Linked DNA regions of Homo sapiens: region 2 is linked to region 1. Evidence: chromatin contacts called from ENCODE POLR2A ChIA-PET data. All regions are on one chromosome and are shown on one strand. Each heading gives the region's core, a stretch centred on a gene start or an enhancer-like site at or near the end of the contact. The rest is flanking DNA. Distances are from core to core; before and after follow the strand shown. Region 1 overlaps FNIP2 (folliculin interacting protein 2). Region 2 holds the start of SCRG1 (stimulator of chondrogenesis 1).

What was found. ChIA-PET counts read pairs that join two places held with the same protein, here RNA polymerase II (POLR2A).
Region 2: POLR2A ChIA-PET joins it to region 1 with 11 read pairs in AG04449. The contact joins the promoter of SCRG1 here to the enhancer-like site in region 1. POLR2A ChIA-PET finds 5 or more read pairs at or near these places in 2 of 52 experiments (AG04449 and HEK293T).

Annotation. Positions count from the first base shown.
Region 1 is chr4:158,818,903-158,823,998 of GRCh38, forward strand. All of the region lies in intron 1 of FNIP2 (folliculin interacting protein 2), which reads left to right. Among named protein-coding and RNA genes, the nearest start is that of FNIP2, 52 kb to the left of the region's middle. Within about 2 kb of position 2,534, at least 6 of the 41 ENCODE cell types and tissues checked have a DNase peak (open chromatin) inside an H3K27ac peak, as active enhancers do.
Region 2 is chr4:173,397,660-173,402,198 of GRCh38, forward strand. SCRG1 (stimulator of chondrogenesis 1) reads right to left here and starts at 1,457. Exons shown (of 3, transcript NM_007281.4): 1 at 1,409-1,457. The region is part of intron 1 of LOC112268474 (a long non-coding RNA gene); the gene reads left to right.

The sequences.
Region 1 (5,096 bases), core at 1,284-3,783:
TGTTTACCCTGGTGAATCCTAATCCGTGTCCCAAGCATCATGTCTTCTGTGACTCACATCCATCACTCACCCAACTGTGTGGACTTGACCTCTTTATCCTGTAGAGTCCCCATAAGTCCCTATAGACATTTATCTTGGCACCTGTAAAAATATAGTTAACTTAATATTTATATGTTGGCCTTTCCCTTCCCAGTTGTAAGCATATTGAGGTAAATACTGGATATAGTTAATTTCTGTTCCTGGTACCTTTCATGGTGCCTGTGTGAAGCCACACACTCAAAGGTGTGCAGAAGGAATGAACTCAGAAGTATGGTTCCATGCTTTTGCTGCTGATCAAACATATTTATTCTTTCATTCCACATTTTCCTTTACAAAAGGAATAAAGGATTTACATATCACCTACTTTCTTAAAGATGGAAGAATTGTAACCAACATGCAGTATAGCTCTGTGTTGGTAATATAACAGTGGACTACATTTAATTGGAATTGTTTGTAAATTAATATTAATATCTTTATGTTATCAATATATATTAAAGCTTCTGATAAGAACTTTAAGCACTTTTCACTATACTCCTGACCACAGGATAGCAACTCAGTGGTGATTTTTTATGCAGTTCCACTGAAATTGCTCCAGGCAATTCACACAGCTGAGGCTGTATAAGTGCAAAATAGGGGAAGAAAGGAGAGCCAACACAGTCTTCCTGAGAGTACTAACATAGCAAAAGATAAATGAATTCCAAATCTGTTACTGCCATCTATTTACGTAAGTTTTTTCTTGAAATAAACAGCTTTTACTGGGTGGGAAATAATGTGTATTTTGTGCTGACAGGGTGAACTCTCATTGCTATGTCAAGCTTAATTTTCCCTTTTCTTCCACCCCCAGTCTTCATTTATTTTCAGGGTGTAACTCTTTGGGTCTCCCCACTCTTCTTGAGCAAACCTTTTGAGAGATTTCTGTTTGTACTTAGAAGGTGTTTTTTGAGAGAATAAGGAAACGGTGGAGGTTGGCAGAGAAAAAAGAATATAGAATAGGGTTAAAGAGTGGTTGGAAAATGTAACTGCGTTTCATAGGAGCAGGGTTATGGTTTGCTCATTGCTTTATCTCAGAATGCTTGCCAAGTAGTAGGCATACAGGAATTGCTGGTTAAATGGATAGTATTTTTGCCAGTTTTTGTTGTCATCATTATTGTTTGTTTTTGTTTTGTTTCATTTTGCCTTTTCTTGGACCATTGAAAGTTTCCTATCATTCCTGACTGTTTAAATATTTACCTTCTTGGATCACAAGACTGTTCTTTAAACTCTTTATGTAAACTTATTTTTGACTGTGTGGGGAGGCTTCCTTGTGTGAGACCAGGAGGAAAAACAGAGATCATGCTTTTTCCACATGGGGATACCCATGACCACTTCTACTCTGATTCCTGTAAAAGTTCAAGAGAAGAAACAACACCCACACTAGAACTGGTCTCAAAGGATATAGCAAATCACCCTGCAACATGTTATACAACTACTGCTCTTTTGCTTATTGGCCATTACTCCTTGAAACCCAGGATTTACAAGTCACTACTACCTCTGCATTTGCCCTGAAAATGGTCTTCTCAAATCACTTTAGTTCTCTTCCTAAAACACAGGTCAGATCGTGTCATTCTCTTTCTTGAAATCTTGGAATTGGCACACCACAGCTTGTAGAGCAACAGATGCATTCCTTGGCATAAAATTTAAAGTCCTTCACAAGTAGTCCTCAGGTGCCTTTCTAGCCTCATTTGCTGTGTGGTTCTTCTGTAGGAGACACATCCCAAGCACCCAGTGATAACTGTCTTTTTGTGTTTGTGCTGTGCCCTCAGTCTGCAGTGACTTCCCTGTTCATTATTCCTTCTGTGTCTTTGTCCAAAATTTTCTCCTTCTTAGGAGGACACCAGTCATTGGATTAGGGTGCCTACTAATTCAGTATGGCCTCATCTTAACTTGATTATATCTGCAGAGACCCTGTTTCCAAGCAAAGTCATATTCACAGGTATAGGAATTAGGACTTGAACATATCTTTTTTGGGGACACAATTTAAACTACAGTACATGGCTCTAGATATTTTAAAGAGAATTCTGTTTTCTGTGTTTCAGATCACTTGAACTAGTGTCTGTCATGTTTCAGGGAAGTAACTGAGACTTTGGTTCCTTGCTTTTCTAATCTTGATGAGTAGTTTCAGAAATGAGGCCTGGCTTCAATGCTAACCAGGCAAATCCTGGCATCATGGAATTTTAAAACCAAAAAGAGTCTGTATAAGTCATTTTGCTTAAATTTTACAATAAGAAAAGGTAGACAAATCATCTTCTCTTACTGTGCCTGAAGGCATAAAGTGGACATAAATAATACCCTGATGCCAAGGACAGTGTTCATTCTTTATGTTCAGCAAAAACAGAAATGAAATAATTCAGATTAGAATACATTTCCCTGAAGTGGTCAGCTATTTTTAGGCAAAAGCCCCAAGGCTTGTTTTCATACCCCTTTTGAATCATGCCGAGTGGCCCCAGTCATATGAAGAGATGTCATCAGTAAAGCACCAGGAACTGTGGTCAGTGCTCTTGGAAGCTCCACAGTAACTGTTGGTTGAATGTAGAAGTGAATGTGAATATGAAGAGAATATGTGTGCCATGGAGCTACCAATAGCTCAAGTCCTGTGTATAAGGGATGGCAGGGAAAGGGGCTGGGAGTGTGCTGGGAATTTCCATAGATTATCTCTTTTAATCTTCACAACAGGACCTATAAGTACTCCTAGGGGAGAAGTTCCCAAAACTATAAAACCGGTGGGAAGCAGAGCTGAGATTTGATCCCAAGCCTGTCTCATTCTGAAGCACTGGTGGCCTTTGTCCTGCTTCTGTTTCCTTTACCAAATTATGCAACTGTTTTTTCCTCTACTAATACTAAAATGTCAGTGTCTCACCGCACTTTGGGAGGCTGAGGCGGGCAGATTGCCTGAGCTCAGGAGTTTGAGACCAGCCTGGGCAACATGGTAAAACCCTCTCTCTACAAAAAATACAAAGAAATTAACCAGGCATGGTGGCACATGCCTGTAGTCCCAGCTACTTGGGGGGCTGAGATGGGAGAATTTCTTGAGCAGGAGGTTGAGGCTATGGTGAACCGAGATGGCGCCACTGCACTCCAGCCTGGGCAACAGAGCAAAAACCTGTCTCCAAAAAAAGGAAATGTCAATGTCAAAATTATATTTATGTATTAAACCAAAGACAGTATTCATATGTAAGAAGAATAGAGTTTTCCTCTTTTTTTTTTTTTTTTTTTTTGAGATAGAGTCTCCCTGTGTTGCCCAGGCTGCAATGCAGTGATGCGATCTCAGCTCACAGCAGCCTCGACTTCCCGAGCTCAGGTGATTCTACCACCTCAGCCTCCGCACTCCAGTAGCTGGGACTACAGGTGTGTACCACCGTGCCCAGCTAACTTTTTGTATTTTTAGTAAAGATGGAGTTTCACCCTGTTGCCCACAAACGCCTGGGCTCAAGCGATCAGCCGGCCTCGGTCTCCCAAAGTCCTGGGATTACAGACATGAGCCATTGTGCCTGACCGTTTTGTTTTGTTTTGTTTTTGTTTGTTTGTTTAACAGACGGGATCTCACTCTGTCACCAAGACCAGAGTCGGAGTGCAGTGGTATGATCATGGCTTACTGCAGCCTTGAACTCCTAGGCTCAAGTGATCCTCCCACTTCAGCTTCCTAAGTAGCTGGGACTACAGGTGTATACCATCACAACCAGCTAATTTTTAAAAAATTTTAAACAGTCTGGGTCTTGCTATGTCATCCAGTCTTGTCTGGAATTCCTGGGCTCAAGAGATCCTTTTTGCTTCAGCAACCTAAGTAGCTGGGATTACAGGTACGAGCCACTGTGTCCATCACTCGTATCTTATAAAATACTTTTAAAGCATTTGGATCAAAAAATGAGACAATCTGAAATACATACTTTTCCCCTCTGTGTCTTTTTAAAAATTTTTAAATTAAAAAAATTATTTTTAGACTCCTGAATCAGAACAATTGTCCATGATTTTTATTTCCATCCTTTTTTCATTGAAAAATAACATGAAACATTTAATAAGGTGTTATGATCATGATTAAATTTTATCTCTTCTAAAGTAGCTGTTTTCAGTTTGATATTTGAATATGTGTTATTCTTCAAAAATAAGGATTGAACAACTTGGTTATAAATTATAATGCTGTCTTGGCAAAATGTAATTATTAGGGCAAAATTCATTTAAAAGAAAATGCAAGGCAATTAAATCTGATTTTTTTTACTTTTAACAAAATCAACATATGTACTATGTTATAATAATATATAGCTTCAGAGCCTTTTTAATGACCTCATTTTATTTATTTATTTATTTAGAGACGGAATCTCCCTCTGTCACCCAGGCTGGAGTGCAGTGGTGCGATCTCGGCTCACTGCAACCTCTGTCTCCCAAGTTCAAGCGATTCTCCTGCCTCAGCCTCCTGAGTAGCTAGGATTATGGGTGCCCACTAGTGCGCCTGGCTAATTTTTGTATTTTTAGTAGAGATGGGGTTTCACCGTGTTGGCCATGGTTGGCCAGGTTGGTCTTGAACTCCTGACCTCAAGTGTTCTGCCTGCCTCGGCCTTGTGTAATTTTAAAATTTAGTGGTCTGGGTCATAGTCATCAGACTGTGTTGATTGTAAGTGACAGTGAACTAATTCCAGGAATAGTGCTTACTCAGGAACAGCTGGCTTTGGGTACTGCCAGGAATCTGTTTCATTCTATTGCTCACCTCTACTTTCCTCCACGCAGACTTTTGCTGACTTCATTTTCAGACAGGCCCTTACTTCATGATGGCAAAAATAGCCACCACCAACTCCAGGGTTACCATTTACAAGCTGAACAACTGAGTTTTGGGGCTGGCTCACACAGCCAGCTTGGGTCATGTGGCCATGTCTCATTAGCCAGACCTGAAACATGGACTCCCTCTGGACTGAGAGTAGAGGGAAGATGGTTTGAAAATAAACTTGGCTTATTATTATCAAGATTAGGAGGAAAGGATGCTGGGCGTGATAACTTAGGGCACAGCTTGTTGAAAGAAGGTACAACCA
Region 2 (4,539 bases), core at 207-2,706, about 15 Mb after region 1:
CACAAGCAAGCTTTTGAATGGCTGGAGCTAAATGGAGACTTAAAAAGAAAAATTATCCCATTTAATTGCCAAAACTAACAGGACCATGCAGTTTAAGTGTTCAGACATTTATGGTGCAAATGCTCATACAGGCAGCTGATGTCAGTTCTGGGAACTGGTATTAAGAGCAGTGGCATGAAACAGAGTTGATGAATTAGACAGAAAAGACAGTCCATTTTCGGATTGCTTTCAAAAAAGCAGCAAGAGAGAAGCAAAGCTGCAAAAGCAAATGAAAACTCCAGCCCAGAACTTGACATTTGAAATATCAAAATTATAGTTGGGAGAGATTAAAATTGCTGCCCAGTCTGTGATGTTTTCCACTCATCTCTCTTGGAGGATGAAAATCACTGTTTTTTTAAAGTTCTCTTTTTTTCTTATTAGCTGCCTTAGAAGACGTTTTTGTTAGAATGACTGAGTCCTTAGAAAATGTTTTTGTTAGAATGACTGAGTCCCAAAGTGAAATTTCCCAAAGTATGTGTTAAAGAACAGAAGCAGTATTAAAAAGTGAATAAGCTGCTTAAAGATCCTTAAAACAGACATATCATCTTAAATATCTAAGATACCTTCATCCATAGAAAAACAAAATCCACATCCTCCCTAAAAGTGATCAGGCTTTTAGAGCATGCCAGAAGATGATATTAATATTCAGTCTTGCATCATTCTCCTTCTTTTCCTGGACACAGTAAATCATCATCACTGGAGAAAAGGACCAGCATTTGGGAGAGCTTTTCATAGCCTGTGTAATTAAGTTAAGGAATTTTAAAGAGGAATTTTTCTAAGTCTCAGAGGGAAAAAGTGTTCTCTTTATATTAGCAGTACAGACACTGTTGTGTTCCAAGAATGGACACCAAGGATGAATTCAATGAATTCCCTCTTTGTATCACACATTTGTACCAGGTTCTTTTCAGAAATCAGGATTTTTAAAAGCAAAAAACATTTTCTTTCTTAGATGTTGCAGTTAACTTCATGTAGTGTAGGTAATATAGCTGCTGCATTTAAAACAATCCTATATACTTTATCATCCTCACATAGTTCTGAGGACTGGGATAAGTCCTGTTGTGTGGGACAACATTCAGAGTAAATTTGGGCATTAAATAAATGATAGTGAAGAATCTGCCTCTTTTTAAACCTGTAATGAAATGACTTTCCTAGTCAAGAAATATACATTTTCTGTTCTTTTTTAATCTGATTATTTGCCTTTCTACTAGGAAGCATCATATTTTTCAAAGTGCCTGCATCATCTCCTCAGAGGATCTCTGTCTTTCTCTTCTGACTCAACACATACATACATTTCTGCTCTAATCTACAGTAATACTTTGGAGTAGAACAACTGACATAAGATGTTTTTTATAGAGAAAAAATTACATACCTTTTTCTTCTTTCCTTTTGGTCTTGGCAGAGGATGCTTCTTAAATGCTCACACTCACTGGGTGAGTTTGGGCAAAAGGAGAAGAGAGGAGGTGCTGGAAGGAGCTTCTTTACAAATGAACCTTTGTCTGCCTTGTCTCTGGCCTGGGATCGACAGACTCGCTGCTCCAGCCAGGACTGTGGGGAGGAGGGGAGTGGAAGGAGACAAGGCTGCAAGGACTGCCTCCTTTGGAAGTGTTCAGTTTGTTCCAAACCAGGCGAGAACGAATAGAACAGCTTCTTTACAGAGGGAAATAACTAGTCTATACAAGAACCTCAGGGAGGCAGACTCTGGTAGCAATAAAACATAAAACCTGAGGGATTTTAAAAGAACACAGAGTGATTTTTCCCTTAAGAAAAGTGTGTGTGTGTGTGTGTGTGTGTGTTTGTGTGTCTGTGTGTGAGAGAGAGAGAGAGAGAGAAGAGGAAAGTGGGGAATGGCTAGCTGCGCACCTCTTCCCCTTTCACAGTTTTCCTAGCCATCTAGATCTGTTACAAAATCCTGGTAGAAGATACGTTCCAATTCACCTTCCATTTCTCACCCAAAGACTCATTAGTAGTCAATGGAAAGCTAAAATGATGACTAAAAAGAAATGTATTCTGTGCCTTAGAAATAAAAGCACAAAAGAAATTTTATTCTGTTTTCAGCAAACTATACTGGAATTCTAGCATCTGTTAACTGTTGTTTAGGTTTTTAAAAAATTCGATTAGGAGTAGTGTTTTGGGAATTAGAGATATTATATTGTAATGGAGTTGGAATTATCTAGACAGACAATTGAGGCAAGGGCATTCCAGGTTGAATTACAAAGGCATGAAGGTGAAAAAGAGGGTGACAACTTCGGAGATTATAGGTGGTTTCATTTGGCTAAAACCAAAGGTGGTAGGAGATGAAATTTGAGAGACAAGAAGCAGCAAATTGATGAATTACCTCATATGCCATGCTAAAAAAATTGTTTTTATCGTGAAGATGAATGGAAAGATGATGAAAACATATTAAAAAGGATGAAAAGCCTGACTGCAGTGTGAAAGAAGGATGGTTTCCTGGGAGGAAAGGAGACTAAAGACAGAAAATACCGGCTTTTGCTGTAGTCCAGAAGGGAAGATAGGAAGGAAAACTGAAAAGACCTGATGACCACTTAAGTGTTTATGTTTAGCATAGAGATAGGAAATTTTATTAACTTTCAAAGGCTTGGGCCTTTGGACGATGATACTGTTAATCATCTAGAAAAAGGATATAAAAGGAATAACTGTTATTCATCTAGGAAAAAGAATACAAAAGTTTTGGCTGGAGGAGGAGTGGGAAAATAGAAATGAGTTAGTTGGTGAACGTTGAGTTTAAGGAACCCTAAATACAGTTGAGAATGTTTAGTAGGCAGTTGGTTAAATAGACCTAGAGCTTAGGAAAAAGCCTGGTCTAGAGAATTAGTTCATCAACCAATCAACTCAATATCAAATAATCTCAACTAAATAACTAATGCAGGTATTCAACTAAATGATAGCCGAAGTCATGGTTGTACCACTAAGAAGTTACTGTGCTCTTACTGTGTGCCAGGCATTTCATACGTCTGAACTCGTTCACTCTCCTTCCAACCCTATGAAGTAGGTACTATTATTAGTCCCATTTTATAAACGAGGGGAACATCAGAGATGTCAGGTAACCTGCCCCAAATCACACACACAGCCAGAAAATGGCGAGACCCTGGCAGTGTGTTTCTAGTGTCTTTGTTTCCCACCATTATGCTGTACTGCCCCTTAGAATAGATTATAAAGTTCATGATACGACTGAGAGCAGAATTATTCAAGGAATGGGCAGAGAACTGGGAAGGAAACTGAGAAGAGGTAGCCAAAGAAGTAGGGGAAAATTAGGAGAGTGTCATCATGGAAGTTAAAGGAAGAGTATTTCAAGAGAATGGAGGTGAATGGAAGGCTGCTAATGACAGCAGTGCTGGGAGAACAACACGTGCACACCCTGATATGAAGGTAGGCAGAGCAAAGAGAAGGTCAATACAACCAGAAGCAGTTCCAGCCCTGACAGAGATCAAATCTCTGCTTGGTCTCCATTTCGCTGAAACTGGAGCAAGTGGCATGGACCTCAGGAAGGGAGATGAGAGGTGTGTGCGCAATGGACTGCACATTTCCTTTGCATATTTATAAACAAGTCTGCTGTGATTCTTACTAAATAAAGATGATGCCATACACAGATGGAGTTAATTTGTTTGCATGATTTAAATGTATATAAATATGTGAATATGAGGAGGAAAATGGAAACTAGCCTTTATTCCACTTTAAGAGCTATCCGTCCTGTTTACCTCAGGTAGATCTAAACAGAGGTATGGTGCCAAGGCAAATCAACATTCCCTGTAGATGGATCCTCTCTTTACTCTGTTTTACTCTTATTTCCCTGTGTGTCTAATTCTGTCTAAATTTCCCTTATTGTGTTGCTTATTTTGTCTCCTTGTGTCTGAATTCATAGCTGCTCAAAATAGTTGATTCATTTTTATATTCAGCAACACTGAAATCCATACAATATGCTTGGCATTGTGCTTATGAATGCTGCCTGTAAGTGGTACACAGCAGCTCTTGGTAATGATCTAATCATCTCTGGATCATGTTCTGAGCCACTTAGGAAAGTTTTCCCCTAAGAAGCACATTTGGACCCTGGCCTCCAAATCCCTTGTGTTTTCAAACATGTGTTTATTACTAGCTGGACTTCCTATCATTTCTAGGAAGAATCATTAAACAATATCAAACTTATAATTGCTTGTCATTCATCCTGATGTCCATTACATGGGGATGTCCTTTTGAGAAGGAGTTCAATTCCAAACCAAGGCCTGCAATCACAGAGTCTGCCTTTGTGGTTTTTAATTTGTGGCTCAAATCTGAAACCACTCTTTGTTTTCCTGTAAATGGAGCCTTAAGGCCTTTTAGTTTTCTTTCCTGATGGGCTGTTACTCAGACCTCTTATCGAACCCGCTTTATGTTGCTCTGAAGACCACCTGTTTCTTTGAGACGGCCTCAGGAGCCTCCCAAAGTGAATCTTTTATGTGACATAGAGCTTCTATTTTAAGTAAAACCATCCAAATGTAATGTACA